Regions from separate parts of the Homo sapiens genome. Here region 2 is linked to region 1. Evidence: chromatin loops called from intact Hi-C (ENCODE). Cell type or tissue: psoas muscle. All regions are shown on one strand. Links, peaks and the distances in the headings refer to the core of each region. The heading gives the core; the rest is flanking DNA. Region 1 overlaps LOC105375409 (a long non-coding RNA gene). Region 2 overlaps ASB4 (ankyrin repeat and SOCS box containing 4).

Region 1 (15,933 bases), core at 6,592-11,591:
TTAGATAGTTCCCTGTTGATGAGCATTTAGGTTGATTTCAAGGTGCTTGCTACTTTCTGTTTACCAACTCCATTAACATAATATCAATATAATAAACCTATGAGTCAAACACTCTGATTATTACCAGGTCCCTGTGACTCATTAAAATAATCACTCCCGTTTTATCTCTGATGGTAAAGCAGAGCCACTTGGCATCTACCATTCTAGGATCTTATTATTCCCATGAAATCAGACCCTATTCCAGGGCAACATATCTATCATTATCACGTGCCTACTAAATCTGGCTTTTAAGATAGAACTTTTTAAGGCACTTTTTAATAAATAAAGGATGATGAATAAAATATCTTCTGATCTCTCTTGCTAGTTATAATTGGGTGTGGGAGGTGGCTATGCAACCTGTATATATAGAGATCCACTCAACATTTCCATATTCACAAGTCTTTGAACTCTGCTACGTACAGCTTACTCGAAAAATTCCAGCCTCATAGCCTCATTAGCTGTAGGTCACCAGTGCCCAGGCTTCAGTTAATCACAGCCAGGTGCTCCAGCCAACACATTAAACTATGAATCCTCTGTGAGCAACTCTATCTATAAATGTGGCCAGATATCATCTTATGTTTCATCTAACACACTTAGAAGCATTGCCTTTGTATGCTCCCTAGACCCCTACCAATACAAGGGGACAAGATGTCTCAACTCATTCAGTATGTTTTTTATCTCCTCTCAGAGCCAGCCTCACACTCTCCCTTTGGGCTTTGCTGGTATTTAACTCTTACCGTGGGTCTGGAGGTAAATGAGGGTTGGCGAGGCTGTGTTGGGGAGGATTGATTCCCCTTGTGAGAGAACTGCTCTAGGTTAAGTCAACAAAAGAAATTTATGTAAAGGAAATCAAAATCCCTTGGGAAAGGGGGAAAAGGGATGGGCTTCTTACCTAGGCAAGGAAGATTCAGGGAGATTTCAGGGTTCAAGACTCACAGTCTTGCATGGTTAACCAACTGTTTCTACTCCAAGTCTCAGAATCCCACTCCTTATTAACTAGTGCCTTCATTGGCACATGACACCTGGAGATGTTGAACATCTAAATGCTGCTTCTTCTCTGCATCACATACAGTCAGTCCTTGGGCCTAATATTTAGTTGTCTGCACTCTACAAATAAGAATTATTTTAATATCACCATTGAGGCTTTTTGATTCTCTCCTCGTTCTCTACATTGGAAGTTCAAGTCTTCAGGCTTTTATTTCCTTTCTCTAGCTCTCCAAGGTCATTAGGAGTAGCCAGATGACAAACTGCAATGACCACATGTTGCCATAGCTATTAAGAGCTATAGTCATTTGATCATGCCTTGCCATTCACTTCTACTGCATCCCAAACCAATGATAACCTGAGTAATTATAATATTGCTGCATACTACAGAGTACACTAGAGGATACTGTGTGCTGCATTCAGTAGAGGTCAGCCTCCTGGACCAAATGCATGGCAGAAAAAGACCAAACACATGGCAGAAAAGAATGGAAATGAGGCAGGGAGGCCAAGGGAGAATAACCGGCCTACTGGTCTTTCTCTTGTGCAAGGATGTATGCACAATAAATTCATAGAAGTGGACTTTTTGGATGAAAGGGTAGATGCATTTGTAATTTTTATAGAATTTTCAAACTTCCCCCCGTAAGGGTTCTATTATAGCAGGTTATACTTCCTCCAATCCTGTGTGTGACTGCCTTCTGCCCCACAGCTTGTCCACCGTGTGTTACCAAATGTTCTGGACTTTTATCAATATGAGAAGTGAAAAATGTTATCTGTGTAGTTTCAGCTTGCATTTCTTTTTTCTATGATGGGGTATGACAGCTTTCATATAAATCCAGTTACAAGTGGTAGAAAATGCAGCTCAATTGGTTTAAGAATAGAAATAAATATTCAGATAAAATAAAGTCAGTAGGTGCATTTGGAGACATGCCTCAATCCAAGAACCCAAAGATCTCATCAAACCTGGCTCTGCTCCAATCTCTGTCTCTGTTTCTCTCTCTCTGTCTTTCTCCCCACCTTCCCCACCTCCAGGCAGTACCAGGCTTTCATTCTCATAGCTTCAACTTGGGCAGAAAGTCCTAGGCCTGACTCTAACTGACTTCAATTTTCTCATGTACCTATCCCTGAACCATCACTATAAAGTGGGGAGGGACAGCTCTGTTTGTCCAGGCCTGAGTCACAGGAACAGCACATCCTTCTACCTGTACGTACATGTTCAGAAGTGCCCGTGTCAATACAGTGCAGCTACGCTACTCACAGTAAAAACTGTGCTCATCCACATCTCAGAGGGAGGTGAGGTGAACAACTCCAAACTCGTAAGTAAACTTGTTGTCACTCTAAGTCCAGAATCTTTGGGTGATGAATATTTTTCTTGGTCCTAATGTGGCTTCTCATAGTCCAGCAAACTATGATTAAATGAAAACCGTAATTCACATTACACACTTAACAGGGAGAGATGATCACAATTGAAGTAAAGGCTTTCATTTGGCTTTCCAGAGTTGAGGTGAGCTATTTTGTCATATGACTTTAGCCACCCTGGAAGTTTCTCTCCTGTCCTTTATCCTCCATGGCCCATTTAAAGTGAGGACTTTCAGAAGGATGCCCCTTCCATGGACTGCATCTGTTCAACATCTCATTTCCTGAGTGAGTGGGTTTAGGGGCCTGGAATTGCCTCAGGGATTGAGCAATTGAAGGCTACTGTTTGTCAGGTTAGGGTTTCTCTGGCTAAGAAACTCCCTTCAAAAGTTAAGAGACAACAGTCCTTTAAGGTGAGTTTTATTGCCCTCATTTTATAGGTGTAGCCTCTAAGCTCAGTCATGTTATGTGGTTTTTGCCTAAATCCACAAAGCTGGGGAGTGACAAAGCCAATATATGTTACCAGAGTCTACTTTTACCTCTCTATTCCACACTGATTCTCTGTGTGTGCCTTATATAAAAATAGTTTTGTTTGCAATGTCTCCATTATTTTTAGTAAAACTTTTACATCTAGCAACTCTAAGGGGAAAATTCATGCTCAATACCTGCCCTCTCCATGCTCCGCTGATTTCCTCTGCTAGTAAGAAAACAATTAAAAAACAACAACAACAAAAAAAAAAAAACAGGAAAAATTCTCACTTTGTCCTGCAGGTGCCACCCTCATCACAGAACATCTATTTCCAGCTTTATAGCACAGATCTCTCAGGGCTGCAATAGACCAGATATTCATAGAAAATGGAAGAAGCTGGTTCATTCAACTTATGCATTTCACTGCCTGGATCAGTAAGATTGGTGTATTTTTTTTTTTTTCACTGCCTGTTGTTTCACTGACTCTTCCGCCCCACAAAAAAAGCACCAAGAAACAAGCTGAAACATTTCCGTTTGTCCTGTAGGTGCCACTGTAACCCTGGGATATTTCTTTACAGATCTGCAACTGGTTCTCTCAAGGCTGGAAAGGATTAGAAATTCTAGAAGATGGAGTCTAGTCTACACACAATTCAAACTAAGGACCCCTCACACCCCGCCCCTGGGTTTAGAGTTCCATAGCTCCAACACAGAAGTGAAATCGTTTCCCCTGGAATCTTTTCACTGCCTGTTTTTTAACTGTTCTTTAGCTTGTAGGTCCTAATGAGAAAATTTAAAAATTTATATTCATTTAGTTTTTGAATAAGTAATGTTTTCATATGGCTCAAAAACAAATTAAAATGATAAAAAGAATATGCTAAAAAATTTCCCTTTTACCTATTACATATCAAAGGTTAGCAAAGTTATTAGTTTCTTTTATACTTCCAGAGACCATTTTATGCACATACAAGCAAATACTTTAAAAGCAACTTTTTATTTTGCATGATAATGTACTATAACACCTTTTTTTCTGTGTCTTAATTATTCCATATAATACTATATCTTGGAAATCCTGTATATCAGTACATAAAAATTCCTCTTTGCCCCCACCTCTCTAGCTTTGAAGTATTCCCAGTTTATGGATACACCAAAATTTATTTACCCAGTTCTCTATTGATGAACATGTAAGTTGATTGTTTTGCCATTTAAAATAATACTGAAATGAGAAGTTTTGTATAGGGTCCATTTTGCATGTGTGTCAATATACCTAAATATATCTGAGAATTCCTGCTGAATTTCTCTGCCAGTCAGAAAAAAATAATGAAAAAACAGAAAAATTCTCACTTTGTCGTGCATCTGAGGATACATGTATTTGTCATGTTTACGGGCATTTTCAAATTGCCCTTCACAGGGCTTGTACCAGCTTGTGCTCCTGGCAGCCATGTAAAAATTGTCTATTTCCCAAAAGCTTGGCCAACACAGTATGTTTTGAATTTTTGCCAATCAATCTGAGAGTTAAAAAAAAAAGTTGTATCAATTATTTTCTTATTATTATGAGTTTGAGCATCTTTTGGTTTAAGAGCCATTTGATTTAGAACTGTTTTGATTGCAAGCAATAGAAAGCCGCAGTCTACCTGGCTCAAGCAAGATGTTTATTTTCTCATCACTGAAAAGCCTAGATGGAGAATGTCCAATGGGCCTTACTCCAAAGGCTTAAATGTCACCCCCGACTGTGATTTCTCTTTCGCACTCTCGCTCTCATTCTCTCAATCTCACTCTCACTCTCACTCTCACTCCAGCTCCCTCTGTCTTGGCCCTGTCCTTAGACAGGCTCCTTTCCCCTTCATTCTCGCAGCTCCAATCTCAGCAGAGAGATCTTGCTTGCCCTGAGTCTCTCTGACCTGAATTGAACAGGATGCAGTGTTCTGACTGGCCAGGCCTGAGTCATACAACCACTTCTGGAGCCGGGGATAGAGCCAAAATCACTCAAACTAGGTGAATTGAGAGATGTGAGAGGCATGGATTCCAGGTGTCCAACAGAAGATCAAAGTGACATTAAATGTAGAAAGACAACTAAGCGCTGGCTTGGCTAACAACAGAGGTTTTAGCTGTAATTCACACCTTCAACAACACACTGTCCCTTCTACTCTCACATATCCCTTCAAAAACGCCAGTGCCTACCTAATGAAGCCATAATTAGATACCATGGAAAGTGCACTTTCCTCTTCTCAGAGGGAGACCACACAAAGACTTATCTAGTTATAGCTCCAAGTCCAGGATTTCTGGGTGATTCTTCTTAGTCAGGCCCTGGTGTGGTGGTTCCTTCTGGCTCAGCAAACTATGGCTCCAATATAACCACAAATGCAATACATGAAGGGACAGAGAAAGAATAGGATAATTATCAAAAAAATCATCCATTTGATAAGGAAGAGAATGGGAAGCAGCAAAAAGTGTAGCAATTCCTGGTGCGTAGCAATTCCCATGATGTGTAGGACTGGAAACACAAAGTATCCTGACCTGGAGGTGATGTGAGCTCCTTAGCCAATCTGGCTGCCCTGATGAGTTCTCCACAAGGATCTCCTTGTCCCTTATCTTCCGTGGCCCTGACGAACTCTGGGTGATGTAGCCCACAGGTTTGGAGGCCTCCTCTGTGGACTACATCTCTTTAGCAGCTCACTTCCTGCTGGGATAGGTTTGGGGCATTTAGGATTGTCTTAAGGGTTGAGTACTCACAGGCCTTTGTTTGCCAGGTTTGGAGTTTCTCTGGTAAAATAAGTCTCTTAAAACACTGAGGCATTAACCTGTAATATAGACAGCATATTTCACATATTTCAAGTAGACACTATAACTCAGAAATGTTAAGTTCCTTTACCTAAAGCCATACAACAGGGGTATAACAAAGAGCAGGTGACAAAGCCACGATGTTTGTAATCACGGGTGTTTAGCTCTAAGGTCTAAGCTTCTAATATACTGGTATAAAAATTATGTTTGCAGTAACTAGCAACTGTAACGTCACCTCCTTATCTCTGTCCTCCTAAACTTTGACTCCCCCTGCTCCACAAAAAAAGCACCAAGAAACAAGCTGAAACATTTCCGTTTGTCCTGTAGGTGCCACTGTAACCCTGGGATATTTCTTGATCAGCTCTGCAACTGGTTCCCTCAAGGCTGGAAAGGATTAGAAATTCTAGAAGATGGAGTCTAGTCTACACACAATTCAAACTAAGGACCCCTCACATCCCACCCCTGGGTTTAGAGTTCCACAGCTCCAACATAGAAGTGAAATCTTTTCCCCTGGAATCTTATTTCATTTTTGAATCGGTTGTGCAGTTACAGGGTTCAAAAATTAAAATGTGCAAAAACGTCTTCATTGAAAAAGAATCCCTTTATCTCTGTCCCTTTTCTACCAAGTTCCTCTACGTAGCCTTTGCCATGCTATTCCACTTTTTGTATATTCTTCCAGAGATTTTAGTGCACATGCAACTAAACATGAACATAGATTCCTTCTCCCACCCCTTTAAGCATAAATTACAGCAAGTTCTTCATATTCTTTCCCTGTATTTTTCTAAACAGCTATATATTATAGAGAACTTTCCATTATCAGTTTCTAAAATTTTTTTTATTCCTTTTAATGGATTCAGAGTTTTCCACCATGTAAATGAAATCACTTCTCCAGTGATGAACGTTTGATGCTTATTGTTTATTCTTTGGAACAATGCTGAATAGCCTTGTACATGCCTCATTTCACAGGATTGAGTATATATCTGTGGGACAAATTACACAAAAGCATAATTGCTGGGTCGAAAGATACATATATTTGCATCTTAACAAATATGTTTAATTTGCCTGCTTCAGGAGTTGTTAAACTGCTCATCAGTAAAATATGAGAAGGCCTATTTCTCCACAGCTTGGCCAATATAATGTGTTATCAATTTTAATTTAACTTTTTGCCGATATAATAGGTAGAAAATGTCATCTCATTTTTAATTTCTACTTTTATTATGAGTGAGGATGAGCGGCTTTTAGTATGCACCATTAGATATTGTTAGAAGTTTTTTTCAATTACAAGTAAATCACCTCAATCTAGCTTTAGAAAAAGAAAGTTATTGTCCTTACAACAGAAAAATCAGAGGTAAATTCAGGGCTTCCAATATGCCATCAAAGTATTCAAAGAATGCCATTGAAGTGTGCACGTCCTTTCTCTCCTCTCTCCCTTCACTCTTTCTCTCTCCTGCTCCCTCTGCCCAGGCATTCTCCATTCACTTGCTGGACTGGGAAGCTTCTAGATTGCATCCTCATAGCTCCTTCCTTGGGCTGTATTTCTTTAGCATCTCATTTCCTATTGATGCAGGTTTGGGGTTGTCTCTGACATTGAGCAATCACAGGAACATTTTGGCGGCAAGGTTGGTATTCCGTAAGTGACACAATTCACTTAAAATTTATTAGCCAAACTGTGATAGGGTAGATATTATCATCCACAATTTACAAGGGTAGAAACTATAGCTTTTAATAAACATAAGTGCCTTTGCCTAAAGCTACCCAGACAGTAAATTATAGGAACAGGATTTGTATCCAGCTGTATCTGATGGTAAATCTATGATGATGGTCAAAACACTTGTCCAACAACTCCAATAGAAAACCAATCATTACACCTCTATCCATACGCCACCTCCACCTCTCTGAAAAATAAAAATAAAAAAAGAAACATAAGATTCTTACTGTGCCCTGTAGGTGCCACTCTTGCCACGGGATAACTCTTTTCAGCACTGCAGCACCGAGCTGACATTCTAGAAGGTGGAAGAAAGCCCGCTCATCCAATTTATGCAGCTGACATTTCAGCACCAGCAATCCATATATGGCTTAGAACTCCACAACCTCACTCTACTGTTACTGTATTTTTTTGTTTAAATATATATGTGTATATATATATTTAAATATGTGTGTGTGTGTGTGTGTGTGTGTATAATTGTTGTGAAGAGTTTATGTGGTTCCCAAGATTTGAAAATACAAGGTATACAGTGAAAAAAATCCCCCTTCCAATCTTATCCCCCAAACCCATGTTCCACCTCCACCCCGTGGGTAACGATACTTCTCAGTTTATTTTCTATCTTTACTGAGATATTCATACACATACAAGCAAATACGAAAAGACATTTCCTTTCTTCTTTCTATTTTTACACAAATATTTTGCACAAACATCTTCACTTTTAAAAATTTCTCCTAACATATCTTGAAGGTATGTTCATATTTAGACAAAAAGAAATTCCTCATTCTTTTTTACAGCTCCACGTATTCCCCTGTATGATAATTTTTCATTTATCCAGGCCCTTGTTGATAGACTTTTAGACTGATATATTTTACTGTTACAGATAATAATGTAAGGAATACATATTACTTTATTTCACATGTAAGAGTCTATTTGCAGAATAAATCCTAGAAATGAAATTGCTGAGCAAAAAGGTAAATGCATTTGAATTTTGACAAACATTTCCAAATTACTCATCATATGTATTGTACCATTTTAACACTCCCACCAGCAAAGTATCATAATTCCTATTCTGTCATAAGTTACACAAAAAATGAGTTATCAATATATTGGATATTTGCAAATCTGATTGTGGAAACCTGGAGTGTCTGTGTGATTTTATTCTTATTTCTTGTATTCTAAATGAGGTTATGCATTGTTTCATTTATTAAAGAACCATTGCATTTAGCCGAGATTTTTCCACTCACAAGGGTTAGAATACCAGACTCATAGTGACTGAATCAAAGAGAGGAAATTCATTTTTCACATAACTGGACATGCATGTACTTTGATTTCAAGGTGAAGGATCAGAGGTAGGATTAGAATTTTCCTAAGGAAAATTAGAGTTGTGTAACATAAAGGAAAATGAATGAGTACCAAGATGGGTACCCAGCATCTACATGTATCTCTCTCCCTATACATACATCTCAAAAAGTGCTCATGTCTACAGAAAAATTTTAAAATCATTTACTCCTTATCTAGAGGGAGGCAACCTAGTGTTTATTACTTCAAATCTGTAATATCTAAGTGATATGCATTCTTGCTTATATCTAGACTTGGTTTCTCATGGCCCAGTAATTTATAATACATCATAACATTAATCATCCTCAATCAATATACAAACTATTAATTGATAAAGGATAATATAAGTGCCGTAAAGACTCCATTGTAAGCACAGAAAATGGGAAACACAACAGTGCTGCCTAGAACACAGTCCATGTCATGTCTTAGAGTTCCTTAGCAATATAATCTGGCCCTTCTGGTTTTGTTCTCTGGAAAATTTTTCTTTGAAATGGTCTGTGTTTGGCTGTGACTTTGAGCTGCCCACTTCCTGTCGTGTGAGTTTGGAGGACCTGGGATTGCCTAAGGTTTGAACATCCCTGACTTACCAAAGTTCTGAGTTATAAAGAGATAACTTTAGCATGCTAGACATTTAAAGGAAAGCAATATTGTCTACATTTTACAAATGAGGAAATGAAGGCTTGGAAATATTAGGAATCTTAGCCCATAGTCATAAAGATATGAGTGACAAGAGCAGTGTCAGAATCCAGGTATATTTCCTTCTTTCAGCATACTGTCATCCCAATGTGCTCTCTACAAATTGGCTTTGTTGGTAGTGCTTATATTGGTAATTATCAAAACTTTTATTTCTAGCAACAGGAAGCAGAAATCCATGGTCACAACTCCCAACCACGTTTTCTAAACTCTTGTCTTTAAAGGGGGACCAAAATAATGAAACTTCTCAATTTGTCCTGTAGGGGCCATTTTAATCATGGAATATCTCTTTTGAGCACTACAGCCCTGATCTTTCAAAGCTGCAATAGATCAGAAATTCTGGAAGGCAAAGAAGTTTGATGTGTCAATGTACGCAGCCAACAGGTCAGTGCCAGGATCTCTACACATGTGTTTAGTGATTTATCATTATAATAAATCAGTTAGGACTCTGTTACTTACTTTAAAATAAATTTATTGGATTTGTAAAAATAAGGAATAAATTTATATGAAAAGAATAAGGGAATATTCAGTGAAAACAAAAACAAAAAGCTCCTTTTCAACTTTGTCTCATCTGGTAAGTCCTCATGCCTGCTTCCCAAATATGTAACCACTCATTATTTTCTTCCATGTCCTTCCAGAGATTGACATATATTTGAATAAACATTTTCTGTCCCCTTCCTTTTATACAAGTGGTAGCACAAAATTAATTGATTCACCAAACAACATATATCAGAGTATTCCACCATGTGGTTGTACCATACTTCATTTAACCAGTCTCTCTTGATGGACATTTAGGCTCATTTATATCTTTTATTGTTATAAACAATACTATAATGAATAGCCTCATATATTTAGCATTTTTCACATGTATAAGTATATTTGTGGAATAAATTTCTAGAAGTAGAATTCCTGGGTTTAGTCCATGAATTTTTTATTTTAATAAATATTCCCACATTGCCCTTCATAAACATTGCAAACAGCTTATATTTCATCGACAGTGTATGAGCGTACCCACTTTCTCACAGCTTGGCCAACATAGCCTGTTATTGAACATTTAGATCTTTTCAAATCAGATAGGTGAAAATGGCATCTCTTTTCATTTTAATTTGTTTCTCTTGTTTTGAGCAAGCTCGAGCAACTTTTCATAAGTTGATAAGAGACAATTGAAAAAGTCAGAGGACTTTTACAATTGCAAGTGTCTGAAAACCAAACACTATCGGGCTTAAAGAAAAACTGGTGATTTTTTAATAAGTTTATGTAGATATTTTAAGAACACTTAGCTTCCAGATTTCTGGGGCCTTGCCTCTAGGTCATGAAAATCTCCAGAAAGCAACTATGGTCAGTCTCTCCCTCTGCCCCTGTGCTAAGGGACAGTGATACCTTCTTGGTCCGGGGGCTGTTGTTTTCCCTCCCAGATGCTGACTCATGACCATGTGTGATTCTGGGGCAAGCAGCTCATATGGAGGTGTGGGGATGATCTACTTACAAGACTAATTCCTCTTAGAATAGACTTTTTTTAATTTAACTTTTATTTTAAGTTCAGGAGTACATATGCAGGTCTGCCATACAGGCAGACTTGTGCCATGGGGGTCCGCTGCACAGACCACTTTGTCACCCAGGTGTCAAGCCCAATACCCAGTAGCTATCTTTGCTGATCCTCTCCCTACTCCCACACTCCACCTCCCAACAGGCCCCAGGGTGTGTTGCTTCCTTCTGTGTGTCCATGTGTTCTCATCATGTAGCTCCCACTTATAAGTGAGAACATGCAGTATTTGCTTTTCTATTCCTGCGTTAGGATAGATTTTTCTATCCATTTGGTTGTCGTTCCTCAACCTATAGTGCAAACTCCTCACAGAGTTAATAAATTCAGGCCTGGTTCCGGTTCAAGATGGTTGCCATAGTCACCTTGTCACCCTCAAGAGGGAGTGTTTTTCTCCTTCTACGTGAACCCAGTGGAAGCAGGGTCTTCACTGAAATTTCTTTGCCCTCTCTGCTCTATTCCCTAAAATCTGGTCTTTATTTTTTCCTTTTCAGTCAACATTTCTGCAACACTCATCTCTCCCTCTTCCACCCTTCATAGTCTTGTATTCCTTTTTAACATTACCACAACATACATTTGTCTTCATGCACCTGTTATTGAACGGACACAACCTTGTCCATTCATTTGCTTTACTGACCTAGCTTTTATAGGCACCTGTCTCTGAGACCTACAGTTACTCTCCTGCATAATTTGAAGAAAGGAAGCACAAGGAAAGCCATACTTTCAAATTCCAAATTTAAATCGGGAGAAGAAAAAACGTTCCAGAGTTTAATGCTTTGCCCACATGATGCCAAACTAACTATTCAAGAAGAAAATTGCTGTCCTTCCAATAAATTCAGTTTTTTTATTAAATTGGTTTAATTGACCAAATGTTTTGCTTTTAGATGAACATAGCTTCAGCCTGCTGTTTTGTGAGCTTGTTAGAGGCCATAGGTTGATTGGAAAAGCCAGGAAATCCCAATGATAACCTAGGAAACATTTCAAAGTATCAGAGGCATCTACTGTAAATGTCGTCTTTATTATAGCCTCTTCACAAAGCATCTGTGTGTATAACATATTAATGTGGAAAGAACAAGAGCTTTGGAGCCAGCCAACCTACATCAAACTTAGCCTCAGTCTCATCTTTTTGCTTTGATGCTTAGAAAATTATTAAACCTCTCTGAGCTTATCGATATACAATAAAATAATTAAGGATCTATTTCCCAATCACCAAACATTTAATCTACCATGATGTAAGCCCCATGATATTTGAAACATAGTAGGTAGCCAGTAATATGTGTTGTAGTGCCAACTATACCCCCAGACATTGTGTAAATGCCTATGTATACAAGTGGTGATCAAGACAGAGTTCCCTACACACAGGGAAGGTTTAAAACTATTTGGTGAACTGGACGAAAAGGCAGGACATTTCAGTGTAGTTATGGGTGGGTACATGGAGGAACACATGAATTTGGGAAACTACACACAGTTCCCTATACCTATACAGTAGCATGGTGTGGAGAGGAATGGTGAGCCATGAGTTTGAGGAGATAAGACAGGGAAATGTCAGGCAGCATCTGGTGGTCAGGCAAAGGCCTTTGGCTTCTATCCCAAAGCAAAGGGGGAACCCCTGAAGGATCTGAGACAAAGAAGTGACATAACTGGATGCATGTTCTTAAATGTTCAGTCCAGCTGCAGTGTGGAGGAAGAATAGGGAGGAAGCAGGACTCTGGAGAAACTTGTACAGGCAAGAAATAATGGTAGTCTCAACCAGGAAATGGCAATGGAGATGAAAAGAAGTGAATAAATGTGAGAGATATTAAAATGTTGAAACTGAGTGTAATGATTGATTAGACAGGGAGACTTAAAGGAATTGGAGAGGAATCTGAAATTTCTAGCTCTTACAACTATGTGGATAGTAGTACTATTCTAATAAACACAGAAGATGAACAAGAATTTTTTAGATGAGTGGGAAGAAATAATGAAAAATATAGTACATATGATCATCATGAGATATTAATGACATATCTATTGGAGTTGTCCAATTGGTTGTTACGTATATGGGTCATACTTAACAGAGAGAGCTGAGAGATATTAGTTTGAAAATCATCGGCATGTAAATGCTAACTGAAACCAGAAGTAGATGAGATTGGTCAAGGTGAATGTGCAGAGCAGGAAATAAGAGTCTAGACTCTGCAATGGTCTTCCACCAAGCAATCCTTAAGGCTATTATTGTGAACCCTGGTTGGATGCTAGAATCACGGGGAGCTTTTCAAGAATAGTCATGCCAGGACCCCATCACAAACTAATGACATCAGAACTCTGGGATTGAGACCCAGGCATCAGTATTTTTTCCAAAGCTCCCAGGTGATCATGGTTAAGCTCTGACTTAAGGAGTAAAGACAAAAGAGAGTTTGGATAAAAATCCAGGTAATGGCTGGGTACAATGGCTCACGCCTGTAATCACAGCACTTTGGGAGGCTGAGGTGGGTGGATCACTTGAGGTCAGAAGTTCGAGACCAGCCTGGAACCAACATCGTGAAACCTCATCTCTACTCAAAATACCAAAATTAGCCAGGTGTGATGGCAGGCACCTGTAATCCTAGCTACTCAGGAGGCTGAGACAGAAGAATCCCTTGAACCTGGGAGGCGGAGGTTGCAGTGAGCCGAGATCATGCCACTACACTCCAGCCTGGGCAACAGAGCAAGACTCCATCTCAAAAAAAAAAAAAAAAAAAAAAAAATATATATATATATATATATATATATCTCCAGGTAATGTGGTGTCATGGAAGTCCAAAGGAAACAGTGTTTGAAACAAAAGGAGTTGTCAATGGTTTTATGTGCCTTGAGGAGTGGCAAAAAATACCACTGATAACTTGAACAGTATTGGGAGTGGGGAAAGTGAAGGAGGATTGGCAGATTGCTATAGAATATTAGTTAGGATTTTGATACTAACAGCCTCTAAAAGCATTGCTTAAATAAGACAGAAATATATTTCTCATTCAAGTCCTAGAAGCCTAGGGATGTCGGTTCAGTCTGGAATGGCATTCCATTGTTTCTATTACCTAAAGTTTTCCATCTTGTTCCCATGTCATGTGTGGCTTCCATTCCAAATTTAATTTATGGTCCATGTTGGCTGGTGGCATTTGAGCATTTCATCCACATTGCACCAGAAGAAAAGAGGTAAGAAACAAGAAGGTTATACTCTCTCCATTTAAGATAATTTCTCAGAAGATACACATATCATTTCCATTAGCATCCCAACAATCAGAACCTAGAAACATGGGCACACAGAACTGGAAGGGAAGCTAGAAAATGATATTTACTCAAGTGCCTTTACAGTCTTTAGCGTCTTTACAGTCAGGTGCCTGGCTAAATGCTAGGGTATTATTACCATGAAAAAGAGGAAGACTTGATAGGGGACAACAGCTAATGATCTCTTTTAAAAGTGTGTTGAGAAATAAAGGAAGCAAAATAGAAATAGAATATAAGAAAGTCTTTGAAGATGTTTGGCTTTGTAGAGGAAAAGAGCATAAATCATTCACTACCTGGAGATAAGAGGTTATAGGGCAGTTTTTAAAAATGGCTTGAATGTTGATTTAGAATGGGAGAGATTTAAATGTTTAGATGTGGTTGAGAGGATCCAGCAGAGAAAGTAGGTTTGTATTTAGGGAAGACACAGGAACATTTGAAGAAACCACGTACCTGAACAGGTAAGGAAGGGCATCTTTTTTGTTGCTTTTTTTTTTTTTTAGCAGAGCTTCTCAAACTTGAATTATGTTGTTAAAAAGCAGATTCTAGGCCGGGCGCGGTGGCTCACGCCTGTAATCCCAGCACTTTGGGAGGCCGAGGCGGGCGGATCACGAGGTCAGGAGATCGAGACCATCCTGGCTAATACGGTGAAACCTCGTCTCTACTAAAAATACAAAAAATTAGCCGGGCGCGGTGGCGGGTGCCTGTAGTCCCAGCTACTCGGGAGGCTGAGGCAGGAGAATGGTGTGAACCAGGGCGGCGGAGCTTGCGGTGAGCCGAGATAGCGCCACTGCCCTCTCGCCCGAGCAACAGAGGGAGACTCTGTCCTCTGTCTCAAAAAAAAAAAAAAAAGAAAAAGAAAAAAAAAGCAGATTCTGACTCAGTAGGTCTACGTGGGTCTGAAGTTCTGCATTTCCAAGAAGTTTCCAGGTGATGTTAATGCTGCTGTTCCTAGCTCACGTGTTGGAAGGATTAAATCTAGGCAGGAGAATGGGTGGGTAATGAGGCTGGGTGTAGATCAGCTATGTTGTAGGGAGGACAGAAGGAAGTTGAGGGTCCTACCTAAAGGGCTTCTTTCCCTTAGTAAAGTAGTATTTAAGTTTACTTACCAAGAATTAGGAGAGAGGCAGTACAGTAGGAGATTTCAGGAGAATGGAGAAAGTTTGCAATAGCTCTGGGGTAAAGAGTTGAAAGAGATGGCTTGAGAAATACAGGATGGCCAATGTTGAGGGCTTAAATGGGGCAAAGAGTGCATACTGGCAATGAAATCAATCTGCATGCTCTATGGTTTTCTGTAATAGTCCTCAGCAGCCCAGGTGTAGAAACATAGAAGATGGATTGTCTTGAGAAATACATTTTATTTCATTTGGTGAATATCCAGCACCATGCCTGGTTCCTAGTAGCACACCAAAATGCTAACACTCACTTCTCCAGTGGAAACCATAGAAGATACGTAATATTAAGTTGGTGCAAAAGTAATTGCCAAAACCACAGTTACTTTTGCACCAACCGAATAATAGGACTTTGGCAAAAACTGCAATTACTTTTACTTTGGCAAAACTGCAATTACTTTTCCACCAACCTAATAATAAGACTAACTGTCTGGGCCTCCCAGCTGACCTTTTACTTATATCTCATCTTCGTGGGCATCACCCAAACCAATCTGCCTGTTACCTGCTAATTTTCCCCTATCTCTATGCAATGTTTTCCGCCTTTGCTAGGCCTAGAAATAATCTGGAGTAGTTGTTAAAGACAGATTTTAGCTACTTCCAGAGATTCCTGCTCAATAGATTTGGGGGTG
Region 2 (15,933 bases), core at 4,933-9,932, 140 kb after region 1:
GCCGTCCCCTGCTCCACCGCGCCCAGTCCCATCGACCACCCAAGGGCTGAGGAGAGCGGGCACACGATGCAGGACTGGCAGGCAGCTCCACCTGCAGCCCCGGTGTGGGATCCACTGGGTGAAGCCAGCTGGGTACCTGACTCTGGTGGGGACTTGCAGAACCTTTGTGTGGACACTGTTTATCTAGCTAATCTAGTGGGGACGTGGAGAACCGTTGTGTCTAGCTCAGGGATTGTAAACGCACCAATCAGCGCCCTGTCAAAACAGACCACTTGGCTCTACCAATCAGCAGGATGGGGTGGGGCCAGATAAGAGAATAAAAGCAGGCTGCGCGAGCAAGCAGTGGCAACCCGGTCATCCCCTTCCAGACTGTGGAAGCTTTGTTCTTTTGCTCCTTGCAATAAATCTTGCTGCTGCTCACTCTTTGGGTCCACACTGCGTTTATGAGCTGTAACACTCACCGCGAAGGTCTGCAGCTTCACTCCTGAAGCCAACGAAACCACGAGCCCACCGGGAGGAAGAAACTCCAGACGAGCCACCTTAAGAGCTGTAACACTCACCACGAAGGTCCACAGCTTCACTCCTGAGCCAGTGAGACCACGAACCCACCAGAAGGAAGAAACTCCGAACACATCCGGACATCAGAGCGAACAAACTCCGGACACGCCGCCTTTAAGAACTGTTAACACTCACCGCGAGGGTCCGCGGCTTCATTGTTGAAGTCAGTGAGACCAAGAACCCACCAATTCTGGACACACTAAGCCTAGAATGAGCTTATTGTGCCTGGGTTTTACATTCTATATTTTGTGGTTGCATATGGTTGGTGAAATCTCTCCATGGCAAAATCCCTGACATTCACAAGTATTATTTTCCCCTGAGCTTTTCTATTTTCAGTTGCTTAATAAACAATAAGGATCTGTGTGACATTTATCATGTTAATTGCCGTAGGTTCTCAAATTCAGTCATATAAAGGCTGGTTGGTTATTCTAGGGACTTTAAACAAAAAGTATTGGACAGATGGATAGATGCATGGATAGATAGAATGGACTAAATACCTACATTTCAGGGAATTGATACCTTATGAATGCATCTTGATTAATGGCAATTTCATAAGCCAAAAAAGCAGTTGAGTCTCAGAAACTTGGAGAACTATTCAAACAGCTTTAAAACAAAAAGCTGTACCCTATATAAATACAAGGGATATGTGAATAACTCATTTAAAGTGCTTTATTTAAAAACTGGTCAGGCGCAGTGGCTCATGCTTGTAATCCCAGCATTTAGGGAGGCCAAGCCGAGTGGATGTCCCGAGGTGAGGAGTTTGAGACCAGCCTGGCCAATAAGGCAAAACCGTGTGTCTACTAAAAATTCAAAAATGAGCCTGGCATGGTGGCATGCGCTTGTAGTCCCAGCTATTCGGGAGGCTGAGGCAGGAGAATTGCTTGAACCTGGTAGTTGGAGGTTGCAGTGAGCCAAGATCACACCATTGCACTCCAGCCTGCGTGACAAAAGCGAGACTTTTATTTAAAAACGCATGGTTGATTCTTCCCAGTATTATTATAGAGGAAAAAACATGGTAAATATTTAATTTTAGAGCTGGGGCCAAGTTGAAGACACCAAGGATTTAAGAAAACTTTGGGGAAGGGGTTGGAAAGACATCCTGTACATGGAAGAGAAGAGTCAAGTTTTTTCTCAACATTGCCTGCACTGGCTGAATTTCAAGTAACCTTTGCCGTCCTTGCTGAAGCTAAAGCAGAGGACTAATGAGGAACAGCAACAACTCAGACTCTTCCTGGGCAAATGGACAAAGTTGTTGACTATTTTCCTTGGGTTCTACCTCAAAGATCCACGGCCTGAGTCTCTGAGATGCAAAACAAATGCAAGCAGAGGGAACATATTTGCATTTGGGTTTGGACAACAAGATTACAGGTGCCCAAAGAGGTATAGCGAGCTCCAGCAATAATTTTTCGACTGATCAAGAGATTAAGAAGTGCAGGGAAACAGTTTCAGGTTTGCTTTTGAAGGCTAGAGGAGCACAGAGGGGCGGTAATAACTCAGCACCACACAGTGTCCCCTTCCGAGACAGGAGAGAAGCCTTGCTTGTCTATTCTTGGCACTGATCAGACTCTCTTATAAGTTTCTGGCAACCTCCCAGAGAGAACGGCGTGTTCCCTGCTGAGTGTATAAAGGGCTTGGAAAACATGTTTGTGTGTGCAACCCTGTGGGCAGGGCCTGGCTTAGTCTCTCTGTGTCACATAGTTCCTCTCTGGAGTGTCAGGAGGCAGCCTTGGACTTTTAGACCTGCTGTGCAAGTCTTCAGAAGCTAAGATAGTCCCCAGGTCCAGTCTGTGTACGTTGCTGTGTTTCCATCATCATGGAAGAGATAAATTTTTAGGGAACCTGGATGTTCCTGTAAACCATGGTTCATAAAGTATTCTGTTGCAAGGAGTAAATACAGGTTGGATTTCAGCTAACCTCCTATTATGGTCACAAAGCCTTCCTTTGGAAACTTGCACCTGTTTTGCCCAGTGAGATTTGGCCAGGCATGATTACTCACCCTGTGGGAACTAAGATAACACAGATTAACACCAGTGCTCCTTGCTGCCATCTTGGAGCTAGTGACTCACTCCCTGCTCGTCAAACTCCCTTTTCAGAAGAGTGAAATTTGAGCAGAAGGAAGGATTAGTCAGCTTGGCCTGACAAGCCCCTAAGGAAGCTCCTAGGGTTTCCAGTAAACAGAAAAGGGGTCTTTAGAGAAATTGTGAGCTCCTAGACCCTCTGGGCAGGCAACCTAGGTCCACCTGTCAGAGTCTAATAACAAACAGCAACCAAAATATTTTAGAGTATCTTAAAAACAGACTGTAAGATTTCATCATTACAGACCTGTTCTTGTGAACAACGTAAATCCATTTTAAAAATGGAGTCTCGGCCGGGCGCGGTGGCTCACGCCTATAATCCCAGCACTTTGGGAGCCCAAGGCGGGCGGATCACGAAGTCAGGAGATCGAGACCATCCTGGCGAACACGGTGAAACCCTGTCTCTACTAAAAATACAAAAAAATTAGCCGGGCGTGATGGCGGGCACCTGTAGTCCCAGCTACTAGGGAGGCTGAGGCAGGAGAATGGGGTGAACCCGGGAGGCGGAGCTTGCAGTGAGTGGAGATCGCACCACTGCACTGCAGCCTGGGCGACAGGGCGAGACTCCATCTCAAAAAAAAAAAAATGGAGTCTCCTATGGAACTTTCTGGAATGGAATCTAGTGAAATTCCTCCATCTTCCAATATTTCAGGCACTTTAACCACTTTCTTAATATGGTCTAGCACTGTAGTTATCAAGTGCACTCTCTTTCTATATCCCCATCCTCCCGTAACTCTCTCCTAAGTGTCAGGGATTTACTGGACATCCCCATCCTGCTATCCCATAAGCCCCTCAAAATCAACATGTCCAAAATTAATTTTGTCATAAGAAACAGGATAGCATAATGGTTTTAAAACAAAGCAAAACACACAGGCATTGGTATGCAAGTGATTGAGTTTGAATCCTGCCTCTACCTTTAATTACCTGTGAGATCCTAGGCAATTGCATAATCTGTCTATACTACAGTTTAATCGTCCATAAAATAAAAATAATAGTATTTTCCTCATAGGGTTATAGTAAGAATTAAATAAATTAAAGCATGTAAAGGAATTAGCATCATTATATTTTCCATGTCAGGTTTGCTATAAATAAGAGTTAAAAAATGAATGAAGCAACACAGTTAATGCTTAATCTAATACTTAGTCAAGCTACTGGTAACAAAAAACTCAAAACATGAAATACAGATTTGAGAAGTCCAGATTTCAGCAGCAATTTTGATAATTAGTAACTAGACCTTGATTAACATAACTTTTCTAGTCCTCATTTCCTCATAGTCAAAATAGGGATGGCACTAATAGCTACCAACTGTGGGGTGTTGACTATGTGTTAGGTACCATTGCTGAGTACTTTATAAGCATTACAAATAATAACACAAAAGTTTAGTAATCATTTTGGAATAATCACTGATGGACAATATAACATTCATTCATTCTTAAAACAGTATACACTGAGTGACTATTAAATGCTAGGAGTTGAGATACAAAGGGAACAAATGACAAACTATTCCAACAGACAGTTCACCAAAGAAGATACACAAATAGCAAATAAGCAAGTGAAAAGCTGTTTAACATCATTAGCCCTCAGAGAAATACAAATGAAAAGTACAGAGACTTATCACTATTTACCTATCAGAATGGCTAAAATTAAAAAGACTTACATCACCAACTATTGACAAGAATGACAGCAACCGGAACTCTCATATTGCTGGTAGAAATGCAAACATGTACATCACTTTGGAAAACAGTTTGGTACTTTCTTGTAAAATTAAAGTGGCTGACCTTGAATTTCACTTCTAGATATTTGCCCAAGGGAAATGGAAACATGCCCACAAAAAAGATTTGAACAAGAGTGTTTACAGCATATTCATCCATTGTATTAGTCAAGACTCTCCAAAGAAACAGAACCCGTAGGTTATATATACATAGAAAGAGAGATAAAAAATATGTTAAGAGATTGGCTCAGATGATTATAGGGACTAACAAGTTTGAAATCTGCAGGGGAAGCCAGCAGGCTGGAGACCCAGGGAAGAGTTAATGTTTCAGTCATGAATCTGAAGACAATCTGGAGGCAGAATTCCCACTTTCTCAGGGGACCTCAGTCTTTTTCTTGTAAGGCATTCAACCGATGGGATGAGAACAAACCCCATATTATGGAGAGTGATCTGCTTTACTCAAAACCTATTAACTTAAATGTTTATTACTTCTAAAAAATATTTCCACAGCAACATCTAAACTGATGTTTAACCAAATATCTGGATACACATAGCCTAGCCAAGTTAACACACAAAACTAACCCTCACATCTATTATTACCCTAAGCTGGAAATAACCCAAATCTTCATCGCTAGGAGAATGCATAAATATTTATTTTGGTATATTCACAGGATGGAACACGATTAAGCAATAAAGAAGTATAAACTACTAATATATGCAAAATATGGATGAATCTCCAAAATATTATGTTACGAGAATGAAGCCAAACACATAAGAATATATGCTGTATAATTCTGTTTTTGTGAAGTTCAAAACCAAGTAAACCTAACCCATGGTGATAGAAACAGTACAGTGGTTGCCTGTGGGAGATAGGAATTTACTAGAAAGAGACAAAAGAATACATGAAGATATTCTGGGGTAATAAATGTATTGTTTACCTTGACTAAAGTGTTGATTATAAGGGTATATACACTTGTAATCATTCATACAATTATCCATTTTAAAGTTGTGTATTTCACTATTGGTAAATTTTACCTTAATCTTTTAAAAAACTGAAGAGATTACAGTTCCTTCTTTTAAGGAGGTTACAGCCTGGTGGTAGAGACTGGCAGACAGGCATTTACAACATAGTATAAGTGAGGTACTTAACCTAATTCGCCTATTAAAGCTTTTAAAAGGGGACGTGGGAAATTGGAGTGGTATTTTTGAAAGCACCCCAGGTATCTGAATGTGCAGACTCATCAGTTTCCCAATGAAGGCCAAGACTTTGCCATTATTCACCTTTGAATCCACAGCAGGTACAGAGTCCAGCTCAATAAATATTTGTTGAATAAATGGCAAAATTCTATGCTTCTCCTGACCAAAGAAAACCAAAAGTGAAATCCTGTGCCGGCAGCCCTGCCTTCTAACTCCATCCAGCTTTTTATTTATACAATTCGAGACCAAGAGCCTGTGAGAGGATTGAGAATGAAATCCAAGGATGACAAATGTATTTCACCTTGCCTATCAACTCTAAGCAATTGGAAGTAACAGTCCTTACACTGTACTGAGAAGAACTCTGCGGCTGAGTCTGGGCTCAAAAGGAGAGAATATTTTGGTTGGTTATTATTGTCTGCCGTAGGTGTAAAAAATAACACACCCCACTTTTGCCATCCCTGAAGAGCTCAAATTCAAGCACCACATAATATCAAAATAAGATACAGACACAGCATATGTTCAATGAGTCAACCTTGCTCCAACGCAGAAAAAAAAATATTTAAGAATCATTGGAAACTAAATCAAATATCTACACATTGAAAGAGGGCCCATATTAATTTATTTAGATGCGGCCCATGTCTACAAATGGGCAGATTTCCTTCAGTGGGCTGCAACTGGAATATCACTGAATATCTATTCATATGCTCACATATTTTTGTTAGATATGTGTGTGTCTAACCATTTGTGGAATGTGCAGGGTCTACAAGTCAGTCACTTACAGAAATCTAGAATTCAAGCAGGGTGGGACTATAATAATAATTGCAATTTATTAAAAGTTAACCAGGTGCCTGACATTGTACTAAACAATTATTGCTCCTAGTTACAAAGGTGGGAACTGGGCCTCAGAAAATATTAAGTGACAGGGAGGAGTTCCAACTCTGGCATGTCTGATTCTATGCATTACTCTGTATGGCTACCTATTCAGCTATATTATCTCAATAACTAATTCTTTTATGATTTTCCAGAAGGGAGCAACTCTGTGACCATACCGGTGGAGATGTCTGACTATGTGCAAAAGTGCATGGGACACCTGTGACTCAGATGGCATGATTAGGCTTCTCTGGCATTGCCTGGGATGGGCAGAAACATGCATATCTCATTTTGGAGGCTTTTCTCCTGTCTCTTTGGTAGTTTTTAATCCTAGCTTGGTCCTGATCTCTCACCTGCAATCTATTGCTAGAAAGACAACAAATGCTATTCTTGCCAGTTGTTGACAGACCCTAAGAATATATCAACATTTACTCTACATAAGTACATGCTCACACTGAGATCCTAGCCACGAAGAAGCAAAACAAAAACAAAAACAAAACCACACCCAGGAATGAGAACAAGAAACAATAAGGGAAGAGAGAAATGGAGAGAATATGAAAGAGACAGAAAGAAAAACAGGGAGGAAGAAAGAAAGAAGGGAAATTGAATGAATGGAATTACTAATGAAATTGTCTATTTCAGTGCTACACAGAGAGAAACTAACTGCAATGTTGTTTTTTTCCTTCCAGATTATGTAACCACAGGACAGAAACCTATGGTTCTAAAATCATTTCCTGATACCCAGATCTCTTTCCAATGAAGGCAAGAGCAAAATTCTTTGAAACTGTAACCAGGAGATTAAAGAAAGGTGCCATAGAATACCTATTTACCTTTCTTGATCTTTCTGGTTTAATTTTCTTCAAGACGGCCTTTAGAAATGAAAGCTGTGTGTAATTCCATAGCTGTGATTCACAGCAGGGAGAAAATTCTCCTACAGTGCCTCCTTTAGGCCAAACTGCCAGGAGCAATGAACCCTTAACAAAACAGCTTGGGACAGTTTGTTTCAGAGAGTGAGTCTGTACCACGGGAAAATCGTTGCAGTTAAAATGCAATAAAAAGAAAAAAAAAAAAGCTGGATCTTTGGCCTGTGCACATAAATGTCTTAGAAACCCTGTCATATCTGGCTGGGCACAGTGGCTCATGCCTGTAATCCCAGCACTTTGGAAGGCCGAGACAGGTGGATCACAGGAGTTTGAGACCAGCCTGGTCAGCATAGTGAAACCCCCTGTCTATCAAAAAATAGAAAAATTAGCTGGGCGTGATGGCATGCACCTGTAATCCCAGCTACTTGGGAGGCTGACATGACAGAATCCCTTGAACCTGGGAAGCGGAGGTTGCAGTGAGCCGAGATTGTGCCACTGCACTCCAGCCTAAGCAACAGAGTGAGACCCCATCTCAAAAAAATAAAATAAAATAAATAAAAATAAATAAATTCCCCCAAAGAGTCTGGAATGTCAAGTAGTTAATCACCATTACCTAAATAAAGAAATTGACACTTGAATTAAGAAACTGACCCAAGTTCACAAAGATATTAAATGGAACAATCAAGATTAAAACTCAAGCCATTGAATTCCAAAGTCCATATATTTTTCTTTGTGCCACACTGCAGTGCTAGTTGGAGTAAACAGTTTTCAGCTTCTTTGTATTTTTGTCATAGAATTAACCAGATGTTGCTTAGGAACAATTTGCTGATGCCTGTGTTTTCCTTGATGGATCATCCTAAGAGACCTTTTGTTGTCCATCTGACTTCAGCAGTATTTGGAGTCCTGGGATCCCTGAAAGACTGTAATGACGTCAGTGCTTCAGTGAATAATTTAGCACTTGAACACTGCCATGTTGAGAAGTATAAGCAGTCCTAGACCTCCAAATTTTGCTCTGTTCTGTCATTTTCTGATGCCCTGGAAGAAACATTTCTTTCTTTTTTTAATGCAATTTTTAAAATCTTTAGCTTTTGATAAAAAGAAAAAGTAAGGCTATCATCCCCTTTGTTGCTCCAGAGTAAATTATTCCATATGATTGGAGTGTTTTACATGAGAAGGGAGGGTTAATTAGTATCATTTTTACATATTTTTTCAGATCTAAAGGATCAGAATTGTATTTGGGGGTGGCATGGAAGAAAAGAGTAATGATAAAGGCAATTACCTGGTATTAAACATCATGACGGTGCTCTAAAAATGATGAATACCCTGTAAATGTTACATGGTTGTATCATAATTGTTACTGCTATAAAAATTATAAGGTTGGAAAAAGTATAATTATAATGATAATAATATTCATTGATTCCCCATGGTGCTTCCCCACTCTTTGAGACATTTCATAATTTCATCCCACTCAGCTCTTCCAACCTCATCCTCTGCTCCCCACACACAACAAATGTTCATCTACGTGCATCAAGTTACTCTAACTGACAGTGGTGAATACTCAGTGTATACTCCAGCTCTCACCCTTTGTCAGGGATACTCACTTTTAAATTCCCTCCCAAACCCCAGGGCCTTACTGTTACCCAAACTATTACCTAAACCCCACCCCTCTTCAGGTCACAGATCAAGTCCACCTGCCTTCCGTGGTCCATAGTGGCTTCTATCTGCCCTCGACTCCAATAGCACTTACCATCCCGACCACCGCCCAGGCTGTCACGGACTTGTCACAGTGTTTTTTGTGTGTGCATCAGTCAGATCCCTAGAGGAAATGGAGGACACACTCAATAGGGGTGACTGAAAAGAAACTAATTAAGGGCTATCTGTGGAAGTGTAGGTAGGGAGCCAGGAAGGGCCCCAATCTTCTGCCGATCTTCCCATGGACTGAACCCTCTAGGAAGCCAGGCGACAGGGAGTCAGTTGATACAGTCTGTGAAAGTCATTCTGCCAAGACCCAGAGCAGGGTAGAGAGAGGATCCTTGTTTAGAGAATGGGCAGCTCATTTTGTATGTCTTGCTTCCTGAATCAAATTATTCGTAATCTATATTGGTTCCCACCACTTGTCAGTCAAATACTGACTTTCAGCTTCCACCACATCTGGAACAGGACAAGGAGTGAATGTTTGCCTTTGTACCTCTCAGCAGGTGTGTCTTGGCTCCTGGATCTTGAGAAGGACCTCAGTACCTACCTTCTACATCTGAGGCTGCCTTACACACCCCAGCATGATAGCTGTTTTGTCCATTTTTCTCTGCTTAGTGAGCACTGAAAACTAATCCAGGCTGTCTTTAAGAAATACAAGGTGGCTATTTTATTTCCATAACTGGATTCAGCATATATTTGCAGAGTGGTTATCCAATATCATTGAGACATAGCTCTTTCTGAGAAAACAGAAAACCAATTAGTAAAGAAGAAATTTAAGTTCACTTAAACGACTTAGTGTCGCTTTTTTAACAACAACTGCTGGCCAGGCGCGGTGGCTCACACCTGTAATCCCAGCACTTTGGGAGGCCAAGGTGGGTGGATCATTTGAGGTCAGGAGTTCGAGACCATCCTGGCCAACATGGTGAAACCCTGCCTCTACTAAAAATACAAAAATTAGCCAGGCATGGTGGCAGGCACCTGTAGTCCCAGCTACTTGGGAGGCTGAGGCAGGAAAATCGCTTGAACCTGGGAGGTGGAGATTGCAATGAGCCGAGATCGTGCCATGGCACTCCAGCTTGGGTAACAGAGCAAGACTCTGTCTCAAAACAAAGAAACAAACAAACAACAACAAAAAAAAAAACCACTTTTGGGGGATGTTTTTGCATACATTGTTTTTCATTGATGGCAGATATGATCAAACATGAACAAAGCAACTTATCACTGAAATGTAGGTTTTGAAAATCCTTTCTGATGAACCAAATGGCTCAGTTAGACAGCATCTAATTTTTTTAAAAAACTGTGTAGTTTTTATCCTTATTTCTAAATAAAAACAAATAAACCAAAACCTTGAGCTACTAAAAATGAATCTTAAAGTGACTTGATAACAACACTCCTCTTCTTCTTCCCACATTTATCAGAGAACTACACAGGTAGTAATACCGAATAAAGTTTTTGGGTTTTTTTTTTGTTTTTTTTGTTTTTTTACAGTCAAGGTCTCACTCTGTTGCCCAGGTTGGAATACAGTGGTGTGATCATAGGTCACTGTAAACTTGAACTCGTGGGCTCAAGTGATTTTCCTGCCTCAGCCTCCGGAGGAGCTGGGACTACAGGCATGTGCCACCATACCCAGCTAAGAGAATAAATTCTTGCATGTCAAAAAATAAATGAATGAAATTATTCTACCCTCTGCTCATTCATTCTGATACCCAATGACCCTCCCTGCTAGGGATCTCATTGCTAATCTATGTCCTGCTACAAAATTCATCTCCTCCTTCTCTTTCCCCCACTGAAGATGGAAACAGCTGCGAAATCAGCTCCGTATATGATACATTTTCAAGTGACTAAATTTTTCCATAGTAAAATAGATCATTGCGTCTATTTTACTACTTACAAAAATACAAAGATGCAAAAATTAATTGGTTGGCATGTTTACTAATCCCCCACTCAGTGGAGAATTTCTATCCCTACTCCCTATCTCAAAAAAGCCCAGGAAGGTCAGGGACCTGGTTTGTCTTGTTCCCCCGTGGATTCCCAGCTGTCATCAAAGTCCTGACACAGTACAAGCTCACCCAACAGTTCCCAAAGTGAATAGAAATCTACAATGTATCACCTGCAGCTACAGATTCACTCTAAGGATATACTACTCCACTGGTGGGAGCCTATCTCTACAATATAATGATTATGACAAAAGCAAGGACATTAATACCAATAAAATGCTACTGAGTGTCATGGTCTGCTCTACATGTTTTAATCTGTTAATAACTTAACCCTCAAAACAATCCTATAAAAGTCCTATGAAGTAGGCACCGTGACTATTCTCATTTTACAAATGAAAAAACTGAGGCCTGGAGCAGGTGTGTCATTTTCCCTATATTATGAGTCAGATAAAGAGGGGACCCAGACAGAGAGCATCAGAGCCAAACCTCCAAACACCTAACTGTAATGCATCTACTTTATCCTCCTAAAGAAAGTAACAGGAATTCCTTCCAGATACTAGCTGTGGTGTTTGTGTTTCAAAGAAAATGGGTGAATAGTTGAATTCATTTGTAAAAGTTTGGAAAGTGTACCAACTTAGAACTTTGTAAGTTCTTCACAAACAATCAGATGAGTAATAAAAACGTAAGACTCAGCTGTCTTTTCCAACATTGATAACCCACTGCAAATGGTTTGTTACTTTTCTTATCCCTACAATCATCGTTCGACTACTGTGTTTTTATCAGAACCCACTGGGTTTAGAATGGAAGGACAAAGTAGAGACATAACACTCGATGATTAAAAAATAGAACACAAGTGTGTCTAGTTCCTAAGAAGGAGAGAAAACAAGATAGGTGATCTTTCCCTCATATCTAAGATTCTTCCTCTCATGTAAGTTTCAGAAGAGAGATTGTTTTTTTCTTCAAGACAGTAGATCCTATTTACAGAAAGTTTTCTAAGAAAGTAACAAAGGCGTCATGAGGATGTAATTTCCTCTGTTGCTTTGCCCAGGGTTTAGTGGACAGTGAGAATGAAGGAAAATGAAAAACCCCAGGAGGACAGAGATGGTGAGAGGCAGAGGAGAATGATTCAGTACAATTTCTTTACTACTATTAAAACACACTTGTTCTTACAGCAAGAGGCTGCATTGTATTTGTGTTTTGGCCACAGTTACCCTTTACTTTCTTTTGAAAACATTATTTATTTACAGGCACAATCCCTGATTCTCTTTTTCTTTTTAACTGTTGATAAAAGCAATGAAATGTGTAGAGTTCTTCAGTGTCATTGCTGAAAAGTCAAAGCGGGGTTAGGAAAAAGAGTCTTATTGGTAAGTAAACACAAAGATGAAAGGAGACAGAAGAGCTTTATTTAAGTTCTCTAAATAAAAGTTCAAAGATAAGGAAAAATTACTTTAATTCCACCAATAAAAAAATTACAAACAAGTAGCCATGTATTCTACACTAGATGAACATAAGTGTTTAAGCACAAGCAAGGTGAATAAGAAAAGTTTTCATTTCCCTGGGCGAGGAACATCTTCTCCCTTTGTCCTCAGCATCAGTTTTACTTGCCCCAAGTCAGTGCATCACAAGCTTTGCTGCTAGAATACGCCTTAAGATGCAGGGCAGCAAGCAATCCTCCAATTGTTCCAGGGTGTGATCTTGTTTTACTTTGTTAATTATTACTATTTTAAGATTTCAATAGTTTTGGGGGTACAGGTGGTTTTTGGTTACATGGATACATTCTTTAGTGGTGAATTTTGAGATTTTAGTGCACCCATCACTGGAGCAGTGTACACTGTACCCAATATGTAGTCTTTTATCCCTCACCCCACTCTCAAGCTTCCCCTTGCAAGTCCCCATAGTCCATTATATCACTCTGGATGTCTTTGCATCCTCATTGCTTAGCTCCCACTTATAAGTGAGAACATATGGTATTTCACTTTCCATTCCTGAGTTACTTCACTTAGAATAATGGCCTCCAGCTCCATCCAAGTTGCTGCAAAAGACATCATTTCATTCTGTTTTAGGATGTGTTCTAATACCACTTGCTGCAAGCAAACTATTTTTTGAAAGATCAAGCTTTATGTGAATAATTCATACAAATTCAGCATTCTATTCCATGATATAGATCTTGTTTTAGTACAAAATATCTCCACCAAAATATCTGAGTAAAACTGATACTTAAAAGAGATTATTGTATCCACCTATGACTTTTCTTACACAGCCCTGGGAGTAAGACAATCCCAGTTCAGAAGCACAGTCTCAACTGAGATTAACCAGTTAGGTGATTGCCAGTTAACATTAAATGATAGCCTATTGGAATATCTGACATCATCTCTATTCAACACTCCAGCATCCAAAGTTAAATATGATGGAGAACCACACACATAAAAGAAATCTGCTCACAACTGACAGATTTGTTTGCAATTTACTTCTGCTTTAACCTCTAAAAAATGATGCTAAGAGCAATGAGCTTATCTAAAAGTGATTATAGCAAGAACAAAAAAAAAAGTGAAGCAAAATTGACCTCATAAACCACAAGGCCCAGAGCTTAATCACCTACATTTTTCTTTCTGCAATCCACTAACTAGCAAGCCTGATTAACACACTAATCTTCCCAAGTTTCTCAAACTTTTACCATTTTCAAAAAGTCTCTCTATTTACTTTTCGTAGCCCACTGTCACTAGCAAAGTGCTCCTTATCTCTTAGCTACAATGCTATGAAATGTCAGTCTGCTACATAAAAAGACCGAAGTAATCAACTAGGTCCCCTCACACACTTTCTTTCCCCCATTTTCCTATGCTTCCTTGTCACATGCACTGGAGCCATTGAGTGTGCAATATTTTTCTCAAGGAGTCTGGGAAAGTATTAATACTAACCAAGAAACCATACCAAAAAGACACACTATCTAGAAAAAACCTTAAAAATACCCTAACAAGAGCAGGAGATCCCTCTACTTTACATAACCCCTTCACTCTTTAACTTCATGCTTAAAAGAAAAATCACACTTCATGTCAGAAACACAACTTTGAAAGATAAGCATTAAAAGTGAGTCTGCACCTGTACTCTTGCCCCATCACTTTATATTGCAGTTAGCTGTGTGTATGTCTGGATCCTCTGCTAAATGGTGAGATCCTGGAAGGCAGGAGTCACATGGGACTCATCTTTGCATCTCCAGTCTCTGGCTCAGTGATGTCTGGTTCAAATGTCCATTCTTGACTATTAACTGGACTGATGTTTCTTTCTCATTTCTAATTTGACTCCAAGATCTCCTTGTTTTGACTATGCTCATATGCCTTCATCACTGAAATAAACTTGAGTAGCTTGGTTTGGGGAGTAGGAGTTTGCAAAACTAGTGACAGTAATTACTGCTAAGGGGTAATGGGGGAAAACACCAAGTTTAAGAGGCCAATTGCAAAGCCTGCTATATGGCCATTTGAATGAGAATGTAAACATATTACTGATAAGGCACAGAATTATATTGGTTGGAAGAAAACCTGGGTCCCATTTCAGATGAGATAAGATATAAGAAGTTTTACAAAAATATTTCAGGTACTTAGTAAGAACACTATACATATTAGTTATTACTGTTCTATCAGTACATTCTGAATACATCCTTGTCTTTGAAAATTCCTTAACTTTACTTCTTCTTTATTTCCCCATACCATGATATTCTAGGATTAATGGCAGTGTTTGTAAAGTGTTTTGAAATCCCTGAAGTGTTATAATCAACCCAAGTACCATTTTATTTAGGCAAACTGTGTCTACCCAGCAAGTCCACTTAAATACCTAGGATTGGGAACTGCTGTCTCATAAGGCTTAATAAATAATTCCCTCTGGCTCTAAAAGCAAGTACTTTTTCAATGACAATGGGAGGGAAAGCAAAGGAATTGCTCTATGGCATCTGTTGTGTAATGTTCTTCTAATGGCACATCTCGATAAGTGCATGAGAGTCCTTGGAGAGTTACAGCACACAGTAAAGAGAGAGTGGTAAAAATCCCAGTATTTCTGAAAAGGAAGGCAAGACAAATTAAAGTTAGCAAGGCCCCACAGTTTACATCAATAAAAATCAGCAATGCTGCAACTAACCTCTATACGTAATGGCAGCTTCCTAGGGTCTCTATTGGTGAGGCAAAAATTAAACGCAATATTGAAATGGGAGCAGTGAGGCGGTGGTATACAAGGAAAGGGGAGGGGAAATAACATTCTACAATTCAGAACCCAGGAGATAAGATAAAATATGCAAGTGTGAAGTGCCTGGATGAATCTAAACCAAAATAGCAATTTTAAACACATTATGTGCTTGGTGTGATGCATATATTCAGATATTTAATGGAAGTGAAGGATTAATGCAGCTCACTCAAGTTAGGTGACTTTTAAAAGTAACACAGCCAATAAGTAGCAGAATAAGATTACACCTAAGCCACAGACCTCCAAGCCCAGTGAACTTTGCACCCTGTGCCTGATACCTCTCCATGTGTTACAGACAGACTTTGACATCTAAAACCAAGAACCAAGGGTGTTCAGTGGGAAGGACTGGTATACATTGGTAGCAAAGTCTGAAAGTCTGCAAGTGAGAACTTGACTCTGCCAATGGTTTTCTGTAGGACCCAAGACAGGGTTTTTAAAACTCTTTCCTGCCTAATAGTCACTTCATGATATTTAAAAGTAAATGAAATAATCTACACAAAACGCTTTAATATTCTGGTAAAAATGCTATATAAGCAATTCCAAATGTTATCATTTAACTCATCTAAATTAATGAGAAGAAAGGAAAACTGCCACCTTTATATACTTAATTCAACTTGCCCTTAAATGGAGGAATTCCCCAAGACACTCCTTAATGCCACATATTTGATGGAAATATTAACTCTCAAACCTGCATTTTATAACCCTTTGTCTCATTGCATTTGAGTACGCTTTAAAGGCATTCTCAAAACCAACTTTTTTGTTACAATTTTCTGTACTTCTAGAGCAGTCTGGAAGTACTT

The links. Hi-C counts contacts between places; a loop is a spot of excess contacts. Peaks named below come from ENCODE experiments on the same cell type or tissue, not always from the same donor. Only the 100,000 strongest peaks of a DNase experiment are listed, where the experiment ranks them.
Region 2: a loop joins it to region 1, with 6 times the contacts of the local background. A loop is called at or near these places in 66 of 110 quality-filtered maps.

The regions. Positions count from the first base shown.
Region 1 is chr7:95,677,953-95,693,885 of GRCh38, reverse strand. All of the region lies in intron 2 of LOC105375409 (a long non-coding RNA gene), which reads right to left. Among named protein-coding and RNA genes, the nearest start is that of DYNC1I1, 87 kb to the left of the region's middle. In psoas muscle, for the core only: CTCF peaks have their summits at 7,581 and 9,612; a DNase peak (open chromatin) is centred at 7,605; H3K27ac peaks cover 2,019 bases.
Region 2 is chr7:95,536,588-95,552,520 of GRCh38, reverse strand. It overlaps ASB4 (ankyrin repeat and SOCS box containing 4), which reads right to left. Exons shown (of 5, transcript NM_016116.3): 5 at 12,288-14,950. The coding sequence ends at 14,762. Among named protein-coding and RNA genes, the nearest start is that of PDK4, 52 kb to the left of the region's middle. In psoas muscle, for the core only: a CTCF peak has its summit at 7,363; no DNase peak of the experiment used is centred there; H3K4me3 peaks cover 2,714 bases; H3K27ac peaks cover 3,435 bases.